2 separate regions of the Homo sapiens genome follow, and region 2 is linked to region 1. A link is a contact called in ENCODE POLR2A ChIA-PET data. All regions are on one chromosome and are shown on one strand. Each heading gives the region's core, a stretch centred on a gene start or an enhancer-like site at or near the end of the contact. The rest is flanking DNA. Distances are from core to core; before and after follow the strand shown. Region 1 holds the start of RABEP2 (rabaptin, RAB GTPase binding effector protein 2). Region 2 holds the start of ZG16 (zymogen granule protein 16).

Region 1 (4,387 bases), core at 1,059-3,558:
GGTTTCCAACCTTTGGCTGTTTTCCAGCTATATGACCTTGGGCAAGTTATTTAACCTCTCCGGGCCTCAGAGCTTCCTCTGTAAAATGGAGATGGGTAATAGTTCCTGCCTCACAGAGTTTGTTATGAAGATTAGTTACTCATAAAGCATTTAGCTCAGTGCCTGGCACATAGTGAGTGCTCAAAACATGCTACCTGGCCAGGCGCGGTGGCTCACACCTGTAATCCCAGCACTTTGGGAGGCCAAGGCAGGCAGATCGTTTGAGCTCAGGAGTTCAAGACCTGTCTGGGTAACATAGAGAGACCCTGTTTCTACAAAAAAATACTAAAAATTAGCCAGGCATGGTGGCATGCACCTGTAGTCTTGGCTACTTGGGAGGCTGAGGTAGGAGGATCTGCTTGAGCCCAGGAGGTGGAGGTTGCAGTGAGCTGAGATCACACCAGCGTGCTGTGACGCACTCCAGCTTGGGCGACAGAGTGAAACTCTTATTGACTCAAGAAAAAAAAAAAAAGCTAGCTATTGTTATTATTTAGGACACACCTGGCTTTTCTTATATAGTAGATATAACAAGTTTCCCTTAATAAATGTATGTAAACTTTTAAAATGTGGATCTATTTAAAGAACAAATATTAAGTAAACAGCACAGTAAGTTGTACAAGGATGTGTCTACATTGCACAGGCAGGTGGATCCTGAAATGTGGGAAATACAGCCCCAGAGAAGTCTCCAGCCACCAGCAGCTGTTAGAAAGGGAAATCGCATGTTGGGAAGGGAATTTTAGGAAGTTTACTCTGGAAGCCAATGTCAAGGCCACACTATAGAGGAAGATCTGTGAGAAGGTTGGGACAAAAGTCCAGGAGAGAGTTGACGAGAGCCCCACCGCAGCAGGGGCATAGCAGCGGGGGCAGCTCTGACATCTGTTTCAGAGTCTCTGGCTTCTGCTAGAGGAAGGAGAGTAGAAAACAGGATCAGCAGCTGGGGCGTCTGGGGCCAGAGGACCAAGTACAAAGAACGTGGGGCGGAGGTGGGGAAGCTGGTGCATGGCGTGGGGTGGAGGGGGGAGTGTCTGGGGAAGGCTAGAGAGCAGAGCATTAGACTCACAGAGACTGGGCCAGGGCTGATTCTATTTCCCAGAAGTCCAGACTAAAATGAGGTTGGTTTGGGGAACTGAGAAGTTTCTCGCCCATCTTCAGGGTTGATCAATCATCAGTGAGGGACAAGAAATGACATGGGACAAGGCAACAGATAGAAGCTGGGAGCTAAACTTAGCTATAACTGACAGAGCTGCTGCTATCACATGGAGGGCCTCTATGCAAATTTTAAAAGGGCGGCCCTTCCTCTGGGCCATAGGCATGCCCTGTGCCAGGCAGCCCTGCTAACCTATCCCATAGCTTATCTGTGCCCCCAATCCCTTTCTCGTCATGCACTCCCCAGTATGGGGTTGATGGGGAGTCTAGGTGAGTCCCGCGTCTCACCTTTCAGGATGGCCTGCAGCGAGGCCACCTCCTCTTGGCACTGCCGCTGCACCGCAGCCACAGCCTCGGCCTTCGTGCTCTCGCTCACCTCTGCCACAGCCTTCATGGTTTCCATTTCTGCCAGGGCGCCTGCCAGCTCAGCCCGAAGCCGGCTGAGCTCACCTGACTCGGCCTCACCATTTGCCCCTTCCTGGGACCGGGAGTCCTCCAGTGCTGTGGGGGACAGGGATCAGCCTCTCTTCCCATCTCTTACCCCAGGCCACCTACCGGCTTAGCAAGTCCTGCAACCTAGTACTGTTGCCTTCATCTGGGGCCTCCTTCACCTGGGCCCGCCCGGCTCACCTGGCCCCGCCCCTGCCCCGCCCCCTTCCCACTCGCTCTGCCGGGTGCTGCCTACACTCCATCTCTTCGCGGTGGCCAGTTTCACTCAGTCCTCTCTTCGGTCCCACCTGGCCCCGCCCTCCTAGTGGCCGCGCCCCTTCCTCACCGGGCCCCACTTCGCACCTGTCACTGGCCCTACCCCTTCAATGGCCGGGCCACGCCCCCTTTTGCCTGTGGCTGTAGGCCCCGCCCCCTTTCCCGACGGCGTGGCCCCGCCCCTTCCTCCATCATCCCTCTCCACCCCCCATCCGCAGGTGGCTGGCTCGGCCCCGCCCCCAGCATCACCGTTCCCCGCTTGCACGGACGCCCCCTCACGTACCAGCCCCCGGCCGCCGCCGCCGCTCATCGTCGTCCGCGGCCACCGGCGCAGCTGCCGCCATTGCCTCAGCGCAAACGGCGGATTCCCGCACTCCCTGGTGACGGAGCGCACCGCTTCCGGGTCCTCTCGGCTGTTTCCGGATCCGCTCGGCTGTTTCCGGATCGGCCCCGGGCTGGAGGCCCCGGACGGAGGATGGGGGGATTGCCGAGCCTCGGCCGAAGATTCCCGAGTCGGCCCCCGGCCCCGGCCCCGGCCCCGCCCCGGCTCTTCTTGGCTGGGTCGCGCGGTTCGGGAGGACGCCTGCCTTTCAAGCCCGGAAGAGGATCCTTAAGAGGTCTTGCCCGGCGTCTCTCCGTGACCTTGGAAGCCCTGCTCCAATTATGCCTCCTCCGGGACACCGGCCTGCGGAGAGCTCCCCCTCGCTCCCTCGCTGCCCCTGCCCGGAGCCAGCCTTTGATCGGCTCCGGCCGCCCTTCCGCCCGAGCCTGGCTTGCGTTACCGCGAATTGTGGCGGGGCCCTCCCTGCACCTCCGCCCTCTTGGAGCGTCCCTCGGGGCAGGGCCGGGTCGGCTTCATTTTTCTGAGCGCCTCGGAGTCCCCGCGTAGTTAGTCGGAGTCTGAAACTTGCACGTCCCCACCCCCATTTTGTTACTCAGCCAGTCACCGCTTCCTGCTGGCCCCCCTTTCCTCCTCCCAACGCCCTCAAATCCCTCCTCTCCTCTCCGCCTGTGTCTAGATCAGGCTCTTTATCTGTGACCTCCACCCGGACGGTGACAGGCAATTCAGATTTATGTCCAGAGCCTTGGTTCCCCTTCCCTCAAACCTTTTTTCCCTCTGTAAAGGACACGCCAGGAACCTGGAAGTCCTTGATTCTACGTGTCCTCCTGCAAGTCCCGTAAACTCTACTTCCAATGTGCTGACTATTCCAGAATGTGCCCCTTTTTCTCCATCTCCAGCGCTAACACTCCGTCCCAGCTCCCATCACTTCTCCTGAACTTCCGCAGTGTCGACTCCACCCTTTAATTAATTAATTCTCCGTAAAGCAGCTGGAGCGATTTTTGTAAAACAGATAATGCAGTTTGAAAATGGCCAAAGGTAGAACGCTTTTACACTGTTGGTGGGAATGTAAATTAGTTCAACCATTGTGGAAGACAGTGTGGTGATTCCTCAAAGACCTAGAACCAGAAATACCATTTGACCCAGAAATCCCATTACTGGGTATATACCTAAAGGAATATAAATCATTCTATTACAAAGATACATGCACGAGTATGTTCATTGAAGCACTATTCAAAATAGCAAAGACATGGACTCAACCCAAATGCCCATCAATGATAGACTGGATAAAGAAAATGTGGTACATATACACCATGGAATACTATACAGCCATAAAAAGGAACGAGATCATGTCCTTTGCAGGGACATGGATGAAGCTAGAAGCTATTATCCTCAGCAAATTAATGCAGCAACAGAAAGCTAAACATGCATGTTCTCACTTATAAGTGGGAGCTGAACAATGAGAACACATGGACACAGGGAGGGGACCAACACACATGGGGGCCTGTGGGGTGGGTGTTGGGAGGGGGGAGGGAGAGCATCAGCAAGAGTAGCTAATGCATCCTGGGCTTGATACCTAGGTGATGGGTTAATGGGTGCGGTAAACTACCATGGCAGATGTTTCCCTGTGTAACAAACCTGCACATCGTGCACATGTACCCCAGAACTTGAAATAAAGAAAATGGACAAAGGATATGAACGGATATTTCACTGCTGTCACAGGTGGCAATATGTGCATGAAAAGATGTTAAACATCATTAGCTATTTATTCGGGAAATACAAATTAAAACCACAATTGCTTTCATCACTACGCACTTCTTGGAATGGCTAAAATAAGAATGCTAACACCAAATGCTGGTGAGTATGTGGAGAAACTAGGTTTCTCATATTTTGTTGATGGGAATGTGAAATGGTATAGCCACTCTGCAAAAAGAGTATGGCAGTTTTGAACAAAACTAAACACGCACTTACTTTTTCATCAAGTATAAAACCAAGTGTTTTCCACCAAGCTTGGAGCTGAGGTCTCGGCTCAAATGTTACCTCCTCAGTGAGGCCTTCCCTGATCACCCTAACTAAAATAACCACCTCTGGCTGAGTGTGGTGGCTTATGCCTATAATGCTAGCACTTTAGGAGGCCAATGGCAGGAGGATCACTTG
Region 2 (4,276 bases), core at 395-2,894, 850 kb after region 1:
CATCCTGGCAAACATGGCGAAACCCTGTCTCTACTAAAATTACAAAAATTAGCTGGGCGTGGTGGCGCATGCCTGTAATCCCAGCTACTCGGGAGGCTGAGGCAGGAGAATCGCTTGAACCTGGGAAGCAGAGATTATAGTGAGCCGAGATCGCGCCACTGCCCTCCAGCCTGAGGGATAGAGCAAGACTGTGTCTCCAAAAAGAAGAAAGAAAAAAAAGCAATTACAGCAAAATATTAACCATAGTAGAATCTATACAGTGGTTATATAAGTGTCCACTATACAATTCTTTTTTTTTTTTTCCTTTTTTTGAGACTTGATGTTTCGATCATGGCTCACTGCAACTTTGACCTCCTCAGCTCAAGTGATCCTCTTGCCTCAGCCTCCTGACTAGCTGGGATCACAGGTGTGCACCACCATGCCTGGCTAATTGTTTTATTTTTTGTAGAGACGAGATCTCCCTATGTTGCCCATGTTGGTCCTGAACTCCTGAGCTTAAGCAGTCCTCCTGCTTTGACCTCTCAAAGTGCCGGGATTACAGGCATGAGCCACTGCACCCAGTCTTGCTATACGATTCTTTTGTTTTTTTTTTTTTTTTTTTTGAGATGGAGTCTCACTCTGTCGCCCAGGCTAGAGTGCAGTGGAGTGATCTCAGCTCACTGCAACCTCTGCCCCTCAGGTTCAAGTGATTCTCCTGCCTCAGTCTCCTGACTAGCTGGGATCACAGGCACCTGCCATCACACCCAGCTACTTTTTGTATTTTTAGTACAGATGGGGTTTCGCCATGTTGGCCAAGCTGGTCTCAAACTCCTGACCTCAGGTGATCCAGCTGCCTCAGCTTCCCAAAGTGTTGGATTATGGGTGTGAGCCACTGGGCCCAGCCACTGTACAATTCTTTAAACTTTTATATGTGTTTGGATTTTTCATAATATTAGAAAAGGGAAAGAAAAAAATGTCTGGCAAATAGTCAGCACTCGTAAGTATAAGATTTTGGGAATATATTCCCTTCTGGGAGAATCCACATTTCGAATGCCTGGGAAGGGCTCTGTTTGTCCTGACAGATGGCAGATTTCAGGTGAGAGCACCTACTAAGCCTAGAGGTGATAAGCTACTTTGCCCACCTAGAGCTGCTGGTGGTGACCTTAAGTTTACTATGTTTCTCCTGGTATACGGCACTTGGCCCAGAGTGGACTCCAGCTTGCCACCTGTCACCCAGGCTGGAGTGCAGTGGCGTGATCTTGTCTCACTGCAGCCTCAACGTCCTGGGCTCAGGCGATCTTCCCTACCTCCCTCCTGATTAGTTGAGGCTACAGGTGCTCGTCACCATGCCCGGCTAATTTTTGTTTTTGTTTTTTGTTTTGGTAGAGATGGGGTCTCACACTCTTGCCCAGGCTGAGCTAGAACTCCTGGCCTCAAGCGATCTGCCTCTGCCTCCCAAAGCATTGTAATGACAGGTGTGAGTCACCATGCCCAGCCAGGAACTCAGAGAATCTTACCCTATGCTGTAGTATCTGTTGACTATGGGGTAGAGGCAGGATAAGGTGTTCCAGACCCTGCCTGACACCTGATCCGAAGAGGTTGCTCATGTTTGCTCAGGAGGTGAGGTTCACACAATAAAGGGCAGGAGGAGGGCTTGGACCTGGTATAAAACATCTGGAAGTTTCCAGGGGGCTGCTTTGCATCTGAAACTGTCAGGTGAGGGGTGACAGAGATGCCTGAATCTGAGTTGGGGGGGAATTCAAATCTGAGCTGGCGAAGAGGATGCCTGGAAGGAATGGCAGGAAAGACTTGAGTTAATTGGCGCTTCTGGGTCTGCAGTAATCTTAGGTGCAAAGCTGTCTAGGTCTCTGCTGAAGGACTGGGGACACCTGGGATGTTCAGGAGAATAGAAATGGCCAGATGTGTGTTAGTGGAGAAAAGAATAGTGACACATAGACCAGGCACCTGGGGTCTAATATCTTGAGCTGGTCCCGACTCCTTCTGCAACTTCTCTGTCTGTCCTAGTTCCACCAGCACTGCTTGGATACTGGTGCTGGCACAGTTCCTTCTGTCACCAACTTTGCTCCCCAGGTAACATAGAGGCAACTCTAAAATGCTTCTTTCCTTGAGACCAGGTGGATGCCAGGGATTTAAACCATGCTCCAGGTGCCCCATAATCCAGGCCAATTCACCACAGATGATGAGGCTTTCTTTGCTCAGCCTCTGGGCTCAGTAAACTCAGCCATCTCTTTGCTTGGGAGAGGTCCTCTACTCCCTCCTTAGAAAACTCGTTTCCTGGCTATGGCCATACCAACCCAAATGTACCTGGGCTTGGCTGACTTCAGAAAACTTTTCTGCTTTGTGCCAGGATGGAATAAGGCTTAATCCAGATAGTTAGAGTTCATCTTCAGGCCTGAGAGAAAAAGAGGAGGGCTTGGCTACAGCCAGACCAGGGAGAGCTGGAGGGGTCAGGGACATTGAAGGTAGCATCAGAGAGGAACAGGACTACAGGCTATGGACAGTCCTTTCTAAGCTCAAGACTGGGTCTGCTAGGTCTAAGTTGAAGGACGAAGAAGGCTTGGTCTGAGCTGCAGGTCAGGAGTGCCTGGGTCAATCAAGTCAACAAGGAAGAAGGTGAATCTTCATTTGCTCTTTTCTTCCCACTCCAGCCCCAGAATGTTGACAGTCGCTCTCCTAGCCCTTCTCTGTGCCTCAGCCTCTGGCAATGCCAGTAAGTGAGATACCAGGAGCCTGGTATTGGGGACTTGGGAAGGCAGCCTTGGGCACTGCTGTTGGCCAAGGCTTTTGGAGGTTGGCTTGGGGTGGGGAGCTGAGTTGTCGGAGGAACAGGGGTGATGCAGAGAAACTGAACTCCTGGAAGATTTCTCCCTCCAACTCCTGCTTGCCCCTCCAGTTCAGGCCAGGTCTTCCTCCTATAGTGGAGAGTATGGAGGTGGTGGTGGAAAGCGATTCTCTCATTCTGGCAACCAGTTGGACGGCCCCATCACCGCCCTCCGGGTCCGAGTCAACACATACTACATCGTAGGGTAAGATTCTTTGAATTCCTGGCTGGGCGCGGTGGCTCACATCTGTCATTACAATGCTTTGGGAGGCAGAGGCAGATCGCTTGAGGCCAGGAGTTCTAGCTCAGCCTGGGCAAGATGCCAGGGATGCCAGGGATTTAAACCATGCTCCAGGTACCAAGACCCCATCTCTACCGAAGAAAAACAAAAAAATTAGCCAGGCATGGTGGTGAGTACCTGTAGCCTCAACTACTCAGGAGGGAGAGGCGGGAGGATTGCCTGAGCCCAGGATGTTGAGGCTGCAGTGAGCCAAGATCATGCCACTGCACTCCAGCCTGGGTGACAGAGTCTCTTTGTTGGCAAAATGAGTTGAAGTTCCCTGTAGGATCTTCCAGGGTTCACCCAGGCTTCACAGTCTGTAGGACTAGCCAGAGACCTCTCATCCCTATCATCACCTTTCTTTCTCCTTCCTTCCTCCCCTCTTCCTCAGTCTTCAGGTGCGCTATGGCAAGGTGTGGAGCGACTATGTGGGTGGTCGCAACGGAGACCTGGAGGAGATCTTTCTGCACCCTGGGGAATCAGTGATCCAGGTTTCTGGGAAGTACAAGTGGTACCTGAAGAAGCTGGTATTTGTGACAGACAAGGGCCGCTATCTGTCTTTTGGGAAAGACAGTGGCACAAGTTTCAATGCCGTCCCCTTGCACCCCAACACCGTGCTCCGCTTCATCAGTGGCCGGTCTGGTTCTCTCATCGATGCCATTGGCCTGCACTGGGATGTTTACCCCAGTAGCTGCAGCAGATGCTGAGCCTCCTCTCCTTGGCAGGGGCACTGTGATGAGGAGTAAGAACTCCCTTATCACTAACCCCCATCCAAATGGCTCAATAAAAAAAATATGGTTAAGGCTAGTCTGTGTGGGGGCATCTGTGGCTGGGATATCTGCCTCCTGACTTAGCCGGGGACGTGCAAATCTCACTTCTGGCTGGCTTTGGACATCTGTCTGGAAGATGGGAAGATGAGGGAGAGGTATGTAAGAATCCTGGGCTTTGTGCTATAATTTATCAAGAGGAGATGAGATTCTGGCTTGCATCAACGCTCTTCAAGGACAGCTCCTTGGAACATTGATCCAAACTGGAGTCATGGGTCTGAGGGCAAGGCCTAGTTGTGGCTTACACCAAAACCCCAGATGTCCCACTCTCCAGCTCTCCTCACCCCTGGTCCTCCCCTTGAGAAAGTGGTGAACTCACTTGCTGTGTGTGGGTGGCCAGGACCATTA

What was found. ChIA-PET counts read pairs that join two places held with the same protein, here RNA polymerase II (POLR2A).
Region 2: POLR2A ChIA-PET joins it to region 1 with 15 read pairs in AG04450. The contact joins the promoter of ZG16 here to the promoter of RABEP2 in region 1. POLR2A ChIA-PET finds 5 or more read pairs at or near these places in 2 of 52 experiments (AG04450 and CD8-positive, alpha-beta memory T cell).

The regions. Positions count from the first base shown.
Region 1 is chr16:28,922,930-28,927,316 of GRCh38, forward strand. RABEP2 (rabaptin, RAB GTPase binding effector protein 2) reads right to left here and starts at 2,309. Exons shown (of 13, transcript NM_024816.3): 1 at 2,174-2,309; 2 at 1,474-1,686. The coding sequence starts at 2,234. RefSeq lists enhancers at 1,441-1,530, 1,561-1,790, 2,769-3,352 and silencers at 1,951-2,170, 2,201-2,550.
Region 2 is chr16:29,776,612-29,780,887 of GRCh38, forward strand. ZG16 (zymogen granule protein 16) reads left to right here and starts at 1,645. Exons shown (of 4, transcript NM_152338.4): 1 at 1,645-1,695; 2 at 2,649-2,710; 3 at 2,894-3,026; 4 at 3,493-4,276. The coding sequence starts at 2,656. The coding sequence ends at 3,808.